2 separate regions of the Homo sapiens genome follow, and region 1 is linked to region 2. The links are chromatin contacts, found by Hi-C or POLR2A ChIA-PET in ENCODE. All regions are on one chromosome and are shown on one strand. Each heading gives the region's core, a stretch centred on a gene start or an enhancer-like site at or near the end of the contact. The rest is flanking DNA. Distances are from core to core; before and after follow the strand shown.

What was found. A loop is a pair of places that touch in the nucleus more often than their neighbours do. ChIA-PET counts read pairs that join two places held with the same protein, here RNA polymerase II (POLR2A). Pooled maps may share reads with other maps.
Region 1: a pooled map shows a loop between it and region 2 (8-fold over the local background). The contact joins two enhancer-like sites. A Hi-C loop is called at or near these places in 11 of 37 single-sample maps with no recorded cell type and 11 of 50 pooled maps. POLR2A ChIA-PET finds 5 or more read pairs at or near these places in 3 of 52 experiments (MCF 10A, RWPE1 and activated CD4-positive, alpha-beta T cell).

The regions. Positions count from the first base shown.
Region 1 is chr1:59,332,093-59,337,630 of GRCh38, forward strand. The region is part of intron 2 of FGGY (FGGY carbohydrate kinase domain containing); the gene reads left to right. Among named protein-coding and RNA genes, the nearest start is that of FGGY, 38 kb to the left of the region's middle. Within about 2 kb of position 1,644, at least 3 of the 41 ENCODE cell types and tissues checked have a DNase peak (open chromatin) inside an H3K27ac peak, as active enhancers do.
Region 2 is chr1:59,432,197-59,437,983 of GRCh38, forward strand. The region is part of intron 5 of FGGY (FGGY carbohydrate kinase domain containing); the gene reads left to right. Among named protein-coding and RNA genes, the nearest start is that of FGGY, 140 kb to the left of the region's middle. Within about 2 kb of position 1,520, at least 5 of the 41 ENCODE cell types and tissues checked have a DNase peak (open chromatin) inside an H3K27ac peak, as active enhancers do.

The DNA of each region.
Region 1 (5,538 bases), core at 394-2,893, 100 kb before region 2:
CCCAATATGGCAGATCTTGCTGATTTAAAACACATGCAGAATTGAACCATTTCCCACAATAAGAAGAAAGTGATACACAATCCCTTCCCCAAATATTTGTTTGCTGCCCCATAGCTACGAGTTGACAGTTGTTAGACATGGAACAGGTTACCAAATGAGGTTGCAGAAATCTCTTTCTCTGGAAATTCTTTAGAAGAGCAATGTGCTTTCTCTCTAGCTAGGGAAATTCTCTTGATTCCAAGCTGTTACAATGAGATTACTGGGCTGCTTTCTTCTTCCATTAATAAGAATATAAAAAAGAATTCTTAGGTCACCAGGTCAAGCCCCAGAGGCCTTCTGGGTAGTGTGACTCTGACAGTCATCTTTCTGGGATGGTTTAGATGGTGTGGGGTGAGGGGTTGGGAATGGCGATGTTCCTCAGCTGTGGATGAGCATGATCATAAGGCATTTCCTTGTAAGGCTGGGGAAATAGTAGTGGCTACCTAGCTAGATCAGGTTTAAATGCATGCCACAGTTACTCTTCCAGTTTCTTGTGAGAGGTCTCTGTTTGAAAGATAGAGACGCTGAGTCTTTGTGACTGAAGGCCATGATTGTAATATTGAGCACTCTGTAGGTCTGTTGAGGGGATTCATAACATACATTGAAGAAAATATTTTCCTTGCTCCTACTAGGTTACTCCCGCCATGATTCTTAGAAAGATTTGAGTCTATCCAATTTTTTCTATTCCTACTCTTTTTGCTTGTCATTTTTATATGTGCTTACGTGACACAGAGAGCAAGCATGCTGTGCTTTGTACATAAAAACATTCCATGAACACAATAAGGCATTGAGTGCATTTCCTATCCTATTTTCTATAAAGGTTTACTGGTTTCAAAGTAATTTCAGACTCCACTGATCCCATTCAAAGCCTTTGATTCTTACTTGGGAGGTATCTCTCACTCAGGAAACTGAGGCTCAGAAAGTTGATGGAGTTAGTGCAGGATTACCTGACCTAGAAGTGGTGGAGTTGGCACCAGAAGGAAGTTCTTTGGACACCACATCCTGTGTTTGTTTCTACTCCCAAACTGCCTTGTGGTATGGAGTTTGAGTCATCTATATTTTCTCACCCAAGTCCTCTTTTGACTAACTGCAGACCTGTGTGAGATGGGCTTACCCAAGTCAGACATGCACTTTCTGGGCACAGAAGCCAATTGGGCCACATAGCAAGTAGAAGTTAGGGCTGGGTGATTGATTGATTGGTATCCCACATGGAAAGATTTGAAGCAACTAATTTGCTCTAATATAAACTGCTACTTACTGTGCACTGATGCCAGATGTTGAGCTCATCACACCTTATTTTGCTGAATTCTCATATCATTGGGAGATGCAGGTTTAGGTAATAGTTTTGTACTGCCAAGGAAGCTGCTTATCTGACTTCACAAAGTTATATAACTCGGAAATAGTAGAACCAGATTTCAGACTCAGGTCTTCTGCCCCCAAAGTCGCTGATTTAACTACTATCCAGTGATTTCCAAGCCAAGTTGTAAGGACATTCCAGGCAGAAATAGCCATACCTGTAAATGCTATAGAAACATGAACCAGCAAAGCAAGAGAGGAGTTGCAATGGCTAGAATTGTGTAACTTGCCTTCAGCCACGTAGCCATGGTGGCAGAGCTAGGATTTGAATTCAAGTCTTTGTGACTCATTGTCATGAGGCCATACTGCCTGTCAGGAAATGGGTTTGGTCCTCACACTGTAAGTCTAGATAGATCAGTGTGGTGAAGGCATCTGGGTATTCACTTGGTACTGTGGGTCAAGGTACTACCAGCAGTCACAGATGGGTCAGCAGCAAGTGTTCTCTAGATCACATGTCCTTTCCACAGGATGAGTCTCTTGGGCAACAGGAAATTATCTGATGACAGAGGTGAGCAGTATGGTATAATGGAAAGAAAATAGACACTGAGTTTGAATTCTGGCTCTGCAATCTACTGGCTGTGTGACAAGTGCAAGTTCCTTAACCTCTCTGTGCCTGCTGTTCACCCTTTCCCTCGCCAATCATCCACTTCTTTTATTTTGTTTTATTTTTTTTGAGATGGAGTCTCATTCTGTCGCCCAGGCTGGAGTACAGTTGCATGGTCTTGGGTCACTGCAACCTTTGCCTCCTGGGTTGAAGCAGTTCTCCTGCCTCAGCCTCCCTAGTATTTGGGACTACAGGCACATGGCACCACACCTGGCTAGTTTTTGTATTTTTTAGTAGAGATGGGGTTTCATCGTGTTGGCCAGGCTGGTCTCAAACTCCTGACCTCAAGTGATCTTCCCGTCTTGGCCTCCCAAAGTGTTGGGATTACAGGCGTGAGCCATTGCACCCGGCCCCCACTTGTTTTTCATGAAAAACTAATATTAAATGTTTCTTTTGGAGGGCTTTGTAAGGATTAAATAATATGTATGTCAAACATATGGCACATAGTAGATGTTCAATATATGGCAATGCTTTATTAATATGACTTGAAAAAAATTACTGCTTTTCTTTTTTGGACATTTCTCATAATTATGTGAAGCTCTTGTTTGAGGAACATGTTAAATAGTAAGAAATGGAATTCTAAATTATAAATCTGGTATTTCCAAACAGGAAAAAAATAATTATATATTTTAAGGTGAATTTCACTAAATGAGGATGGACATTTTTGAGTTGACTTTTATGGGATTTAAAAGGTTGTAGTCATGTTTTAAGTTAATAGAAACTGGTCGCTCATGCTTTTTCTATAAAGGAAACCATAGAAACAAAAATAAAAAATAGAATTAATCGATAAATCTATTATTCTACAACTTTAAAAATTATACAAACAAGTGTAAAATCTATATCCTCCTCCTGCAGTTCCACCCTCAGGAGCAACCACTATTAACAATTTGTTGCATATTCTTTTTTTTAAAACCTTACTAATATATCATGGATGTCTTTCCATTTTATCTTTCATAGCTCAACTCGTTTTAAAAGTATTTAACAGCTTGATGTATGATTTATATATCATAAAATCCAGCCATTGTAAATGTATAATGCTGTTATTTTGTAAATTTATACAGTGGTGCAATCATCACCTACTCCAGTTTTAGAACACTTATTACTCCAAAAGTTTCCTTACACCTGTTTGCAGTCAACCCCAAGCCCCAGTCAGAGGCGCTTTCTGTCTTTATAGGTGTTCTTTTTAGAAATTTTATATAAATAGAATCACATAGCGTGCTTTCTTTTATATCTGGCTCTTTTCACTTAGCATAATGTTTTTAAGGATCATCCATGTTGTTACATATATCAGTAGTTCCTTTTTCTTGCTGAGTAGTATTCTGTTATATGGATATACAATACTTTATTTAACAGTTGGTTAAACTATGATGGATATTTGGTTGGTTTTCAGCTTGGGAATATCAATAATGCTGCTATGAATATTCACATACAATTCTTTGTGTTGATGTATGTTTTTATTTTATTTTATTTGGTTTGTTAATATTTTGTATTGAAGTTGCCGGGTTGTGTGGTAAGATGTGGCTGTATTTTACATTTCCATCAGCAATGTATAAGGGCATCACTTTCTCCACAATTCTCTAACACTTGGTATTGTCAGTCTTTGTGATAATATTCTAGTAAGTGTGCAGTAGTATCTTATTGTGATTTTAATTTGCATTTCCTTAGTGACTAATGATTTGAGCACTTTTTCATGTGTACATTGGCCATTTGTATATTTTCTTTGCAGAAGTGTCCACATCTTTTGCCAATGTTATCATTGGGTTGTTTTTCCTCTTATTATTTGAGTTTTAAAATATATTTTATATGCAAGTATATTATCAGATGTGTTGTTTGCAAATATTTTCTTCCAGTCTGTAGCTTGTCTTTTCGTTTTCTAATTGTTTCTTTTGAAGAAAAAGATTTTTAAATTTTGATGAAGTCAAAATTTTTTCTTTTGTGGGTCTTGCTTGCTTTTTATAAAATCTTCATCTAATGCAAGGTTGCAACAATGTTCTCCTGTTTTCTTCTACACATTTTATATTTTTAGTCTTACATTTAGGGATGTGATATGTTTTGAGTTAAGTTTTGTGTATGGTGTGAGGTAAGAGTCTAAGTTCTTTTTTGCATATAGTCATATAGTTCTAGCATCACTGTCAAATAGTCTGTCCTTTCCCCCATTAAATTATATAGGCACATTTACCAAAGCCAATTGCCATAAATGGGTTTACTTCTTATATCTCTGTTCTATTGATTTATAAATTTATCCTTATACCAATACCACATAAACTTAGGAATGCTAGTTTTATAGTAAGTTTTGAAGTCAGATAGCATATATTTTCCAAGTTCTTTCTATTCAATTTTGTCAGTTTCTACAAATAAGTAGATAAATAAATAAATAAAACCTGCTAGTTTTTTTTTTTTTTCACTTTAAGTTTTGGGATACATGTGCAGAAAGTGCAGGTTTGTTACATAGGTATACATGTGCCATGGTGGTTTGTTGCACCCATCAACCCATCATCTAGGTTTTAAGCCCCACATGCATTAGGTATTTGTCCAATGCTCTCCCTCCCCTTGCCCCGCACCCCCTGACAGGCCCCAGTGTGTGATGTTGCCCTCCCTGTGTCCATGTGTTCTCATTGTTCAACTCCCACTTATGAGTGAGAACATGCGGTGTTAGAAAACCTGCTAGGATTTTAATGGAGTTGTGGAGAATCTGTAGGTTAATTTGAAGAGATTACCATCTGAACAATGTTGAATTTTCCATTTTACGAGTGTGACATATTTCTCCAATTTTTAGCTCTTCATAGCAATGTTTGGTAGTTGTCAGAGTATAGGTCTTGAACTTCTTGTGATATGTTAATTCCTGAATGTATTTGTCAGGTTTCTCCAGAGGGACAAGGCCAGTAGGAAATATATATGTATATGTACATGTATGTATATGTATATATTCATATATATATATTTATATGTATATAGTCATATATATATATATATATATGAAAGAAAGTTTGTTAGGGAGAATTGGATCACATGATTAAAAATGTGAAGTTCCACAATAGGTCATCCGTAAGCTAGGGAATGCCAGTAGTGTGGCTCAGTTCAAGTCCAAAAGCCTTGAAACCAGGGAAGCCGACAATGCAGTCCTGAATAAGTCTGAGGGTGAAGGCCTGAGAGCCCCAGGCAGGCTGCTAGTGCAAGACCTAGAGTCCAAAGGAAGATGAACCTGGAGTCTGATGTCTAAGGGCAGGAGGAGAAAAGGTGCCTCACTGCAAAAGGGAGAGAGGGAGGAAGGTAAGCAATCTGAGTATCCCCCTTGTTCCACCTGCTTTGTTCTAATCACACCCATTACTGATTAGATGGTGCCCACTCACATCAAGGGTGGCTCTTCCTCTCCCAGTCCACTGACTCCACATGTCAATCTCCTCTGGAAACACCCTCACAGACACACCCAGAAACAGTGCTTCACTAACCAGCTAGGCATCCCTCAATCCAGTCCAGTTGATATCTAATATTGAGCATCACACTGAGTATTTCACTTTTTGATGCTATTGTGAATGGGA
Region 2 (5,787 bases), core at 270-2,769:
CCCCACCCCTTCCCACATACCTTGCCCTATGTACCTCTTTGTCTGGCTGTTCATTTGTATTTGTATTCTTTATAATAAGCCAGTAAATTTAAGTAGAGTGTTTCCCTGAGTTTTGTGAGCCATTATAGCAAATTATCAAACCTGAAAAAAGGGGGTTATGGGAACCTCCAGTATGTAGCTGATCAGTCAGAAGTATGGAAGGCCTAGACTTTTGATTGGCATCTGAAATGGGAGCAGTCTTGGATTGAAGCCTTAACCTGTGTGATCTGCCCTTACTCCAGGTAGTTAGTTTAGAATTGAATTGTGGGACACCTGGTTGGTTTCTGAAGAGTTAGAGTATTGGTTAGTGTGGGAAAATCCCTCACACACGTGATGTAAAAATTGTCATGAGTATGCAGAAAAAAGTTTTTCCCCTTTAGTGGCAGTTTCCAGAGTTTGTAAATATCTCTGCTTCCCAATCTTTTGTGCCTCCTGTCTGTCTGGTACTCCACCTCTGTAGTAATGGCAGCAGCAGCAATTCTAGTAGTAGTCACAGTGGTGTTTCTCTAGTAGAAGCTGTAATAGTAGTAGGAAGAAGAGGTGTAGGAGTAGTATCAGTATCATAATTTCCCATTCCTAGTTTCAGAAGAGATTGAAAGGCTAAGTGACATGCCTGAGGTCACATAGTTAATAAGTAAACGGCAAAGCTATCGTTCTGACTGGGAGCTCTCTTACTTCAGAGCTCACCACTAGACTGTGGGTAGTTTTCAATCCAGTCACACTAAATGCCAGTTATTTCCTTACATGATTACCTCTCCCACAAGATTCAGAACTTCTTGAGGAAAAGGACATATCCAACTGACCTTTGTATCTGTAGAGCCTAGCTCCAAGGCTGGGCGTATCCATCAGTTTTAGACATTGAAATCAGGGTTTCTTAACCTTGGCACCATTGACATTTTGGGCCAGATAATTCTTTGTTGTGGGGCTGTCCCATTGTGCATGACAGGATGTGTGGCACCATCCCTGACTTCTACCCACTAGTTGCCAGTAGCACATATCCCCACCCGCAGCCAGATAAACCAAAAATATCTCCATGCATTGCCAGCTATCTGCTGGGAGACAAAATGTCCCTGATTAAGAACCACTGATTTAAATTAAATGAAGGCCAAGGAGCCTTGAGTAGTGTTCATATCCGAAAAGGGCATTTTCAGAATTGTTCAGGCTGCTGGATCTCTCAAAGATGATGATGTATTTTCCAGGCCTCATGTGTCTGGAGCACAGGTTGCCTGTGGTGGTGGCTGCAATGATCTCAGTGTGCCAGGCCTTCACGGGGAATACCAGAGAGGGTCCCTCTGGAGCAGCTCTTACTGGGTCATGGAGACCATCTGTCTGGCATGGTACCACCTGGCAAAATCTCTTTGCCTTAACCAAAAATATGCTTTTGTAAATTTCCTGGCAAAGCAGGGGCTGCATTCTGTTTCCTGATTTCTCTCTTTTATTTCCAGATGTGTCACTGGTGACACATAGAGCCCAATGAGAACTCTGTTGGAAACTCAAGTTTCTCATTCTTCGCCAGCTCCGTTGTCATGATTTTCCCACCGTCTAAGCCAGTGTAGGTTACGTTACCCACGTGCTGGTTAGTGCTTGGATGTCAGTTTTCCTTTTTAAATTCTAGATCTGTAGCATGCTTTAGGGAGGAAACTTTATGGCTTATTACACAAATGGAGTTAACCCTTCCCTGCTTTGCAGTGTTTTTGTTAGTGACAGAGACATGAATTCAAGATCTGCCATTTATTATTTGTTTCATTTTGGACAACATGCTTAGCTTCTTTGATCCTTGATTTGTTTACCTTCAAAACAGAGTAACCTACCTGTCCTGTCTACCTCCATGGGATTATTATTAAAACACAATAAGATAATCTGCTCAAAAGGCTTAAACTCCCTAGTATGATTTACTATCAGTATACCTTTTGCACCCAAGAAAACTCTACAGTATCATTGTTCATGGGCACCAAATTGTAAGTTCAGTTAAGGCAGACTTTGTGTCTTTTTCTGCCAGTTTCTAGGACCTAGAAGGTATTCAGTAAATATATGGTGAATGACAGTATGAAAAAAATTGGGAAGTCAGATTCTGTGGTTCATTGTACCAGTGGGGGCTGGAGGGAGGTAAGTGAATGGTTTGTGTGGCTTTGTGTCATTTGTATTTGTGACAGACATTCCAAGCAATAGCATTTTCAAGGGTTCACAAGTGAGTGCCTGCAGAGGCAGGACACACTTAACACTCTGGCAGATATGCGACAAGACAGGGTAGGGAGGGGCCCAAGGGAACTAGAGAGGGCATACCCAGCTGTCTTAGTCATTTTGGGCTGCTATTAAAAAATGCCATAGACTGGGTGGCTTATAAACAACGGAAATTATTTCTCACTGTTCTGGAGGCTAGGAAGTCCAAGATCCAGGCCCCAGTTTATTCCATGTCTGGTGAGGACTCACTTCCTGGTTCATAGGTAGCCATCTCCTCTGTGTCCTCAAAAGACGGGAGGAGTAAATGAGCTTTCTGGGATCCATTTTACAAGGGCCCTACTTCTTCATGACCTAATCACCTCCCAAAGCCCCCCCCACCTCCAAATACCATCACCTTGAGGATTAGGTTTCAACACAGGAATTTTGAGGGGGGGATACACACACTGTCTATATTGCCAACCTAAAGACATTCACAGTTACACATTTTGAAGTCTCTGCATCAGCTAAACAAAATATGTCTTTGGGCCAATTTAAGTCTTCAGACAAAAATTTACAACTCCTTATTGACAGAGTACCTAATATAAATACTGGGACAGATGCGGGGCAGATAAAGATGAGGTGCTCAGGATCCGGCAGCAGTGATAGACAGGAAATTAGTGAGACAATGAGAATATCCAAGATACATGGAGAGCTTAGCCCAGCACTGTCCAATGTCCTTTACAAATGACAACTTGTATTTAATCCTCACAACAGCCCAATGTGAGTTAGTGGATATTATGTCCCCTGTTTTATAATGAGGACCCTAAGGCACAAAGAGGTTGATATTTTGCCAGAGGCTTTGAAGCCAGTATCTGGGGAATAATAAAATGCAACGTGTATGTCCAATGACAAAGGAAACACAGAAGCCCCCTCTTAGATCTCACTACTTCTACTCCTGCCCCTCCAGCCCCTCCATTTGAAGATCCCTGAGGGATCTGAAAATGCAACTTTGATCGTGGCACAGACCAGTCCTGAGGTTGGTGCAGTGACATCCCCATGCCACAGAGGCCCTGTGCCTTCTGGACGCTGCCTCTCTTGCCAGCCTTGCCCGCCCCTCATGCTCTATGCTCCACTTCACTTGCCCAGACAGACAAGCACTTTGCCCCTTTGCAGCCACTCTCCCCTTTGCCTGTGTCTCCTTGTTATGCAGGGCCTTTCTTATTCCTCAGGCCTCAGATCAATGTCACCTCCTCAGAGTGGGCCTTTGCTGCCCACGCTGCCCAAAGATGGCCTACTGGGTCACTTTCTTCTTTGCCACTTGCTTATTTCCTTCCTCACGTGTGTGCCTGCGTGTGTGTGTGTGTGTGTGTGTGTGTGTGTGTGTGTGTGTGTATTTTCTGATGCCTCCACTTGACTGTAAGCTCCAGGAGTGCAAAGATTTTTGTCACGTTCACTGCTGCATCCCATTGCCTGAGACAGTGGCCAGCATGAAGGAGATACACGAGAAAGCAATGTGTGTGCACTGAGTGAGCGAGCACATGGGAGGAGCTGACTTCATGGGGCAGATTCAGTCAGAGAGACTGTGGCTGGCCTGGTGTCACATTGGTGAGAAGTGGCACAGTCGGGATTTGAACTGATCATGACAGCATCTCGCTTGAATCCCATCATTGCCTCCCTACCGCGCTCAGGTTGGACTCCCTGGTGTTTACCATGGACAATGAATCTTGATGTCTGGCCCCTGTAGCACTTCTAGCCTCTTCACCCTCAATTGTCTGCACATCCTCCCTTGCCCCTTTCTATCTGCACTGACTTCACCGTCCCTCAGTCACCCCACCTTCTTTCTTTCCCTGCTCTTCCTTATGTTCTCTTCCCACGGCAGGCACCCTCTGCCCTTCTGTTTCATGGGGCTGTCTCTTCATTGTCCCTGAAATTTGAACTTCAGTCCTCCTCCCCCCGCAAACTTCTTCCAAGCCCATGGACTAGACTAGAACCCCCTCAAGTGCCCCTCATTGCATTTATCATGGTTGTAACTCTATAGTTATTTTTGTAATTTATTGTCTTTTCTGGCTTTTCTGCCCATGGCCCCTACAACAACAGCATGTTCATCTCATTCTTCTTCTGCCCTGGCTCGTTAGGTAGGAGGTGCTTACATAAACGTTTGTCAAGGAAATGAATAAATGAATAAATAAATGAATAAATTGCTGGATGAATGAATGAGAGTAAGTGAATGAAGAGTTCCTGAATTTGCTTTTATGCCACCTCCCTTCTCTGGGAAATTTCACACAGGATAGGATTTCTCTGGCATAGAGCAACACTTCTCTTTGTAGATCTCAGCCTGTGCCTGGAGACTGGGTAAAGTTGAATGACGGGGTGCAGGAAGCCTTGTGTTGTCTTGTCACAACACAGGAAGGGAAAGTACTTTGGCTTTTACTGTTGTAAATAGGACTAAAAGTAGCTCTTCGGGGGTGATCTTTGTTTACCACTGCCTAAGGCCACTGTCCTTGGAGAAAGGTCAGGAGGTGGGTGTTTACAAGTTCTGTCCAAACTCTCCCATGACACTATGCCACAGGCCCTCATTTCCCTGACCCATTGTTAATTAGAGCAGAGGAGGAACTTCAGATGCTGAGTTTGTCTTTGAAGAAGGATCCAGACCCTAGGATGTCATCCTGGAGACTTTGCTCTTCCTTATCCTTCATACCTGGTCCTCCACCTTCCTGACAGTTTCTCTTCTTCCTCATGGTTATTGGGAGATAGAATGGGTGGCAGATTTTTATTGTTTCCTGAGGAGCCCTGTGCTTTAATTTCCATTATGTGTGAAGATGTCTGCCATGACCACCAGGTTGGGTGTTCTGCTAGATTGGTGTTTGGGAGCCAGTTGTAGACAGAGTCAACCAGAATATAAAAAGTGTGAGTGCAGAGATAAACCCACTCCTGCCCTATAACGACAGTAACAAAACTGGCCCAGTGGTAGAGCTCTCATCACAGGCCAGGCACTGCGCTAAGCACGCAGTCTGCACCCCTTTAGACTGGCCCATTCTCTGGAAAGTTTCAAACATACACATCAGCAAAGAGTATAATGAAATCCTGTGTACCCATTACGTGTAGGGGCTGAAAATGTATTTGCCTTGATCCTGCTTTCAAAGCAATGGGTCTAGTGACTGCTTTGGGGGAGGAGTTAGGGAAGTGCTTAACTCATATTAACACTGATATTATAAATTTACAGAATGCAGCTCGCTCTGGAGATTATATCTGGTTATATATGTGCACATATCAGTGATTGCTATAGTCCCCTGGTAAGGGGATATATATTTAACTTAAAATGTTCTGTTTGGAGTTTTTACATAAATGTCACTAAATACATGAATATTTCAGACCCCCTTCCCAGTCTAGAGTAGTATTGGGTTAAGGGAACTAACTGTTTTGAGGGAATCTGAGCCAATTTAGTCTGGCAGGAAAATCATGTAGTGAAGTAGTGAGGCCCACATGGCCTCTGACCAGTCAGGGAGAGATACTGAAGTTTTACAAGAGACCATTTAATGAGAGATTATCCATAAAACTTGATGCACAGATTTCAGGAGAAGTCTTTTT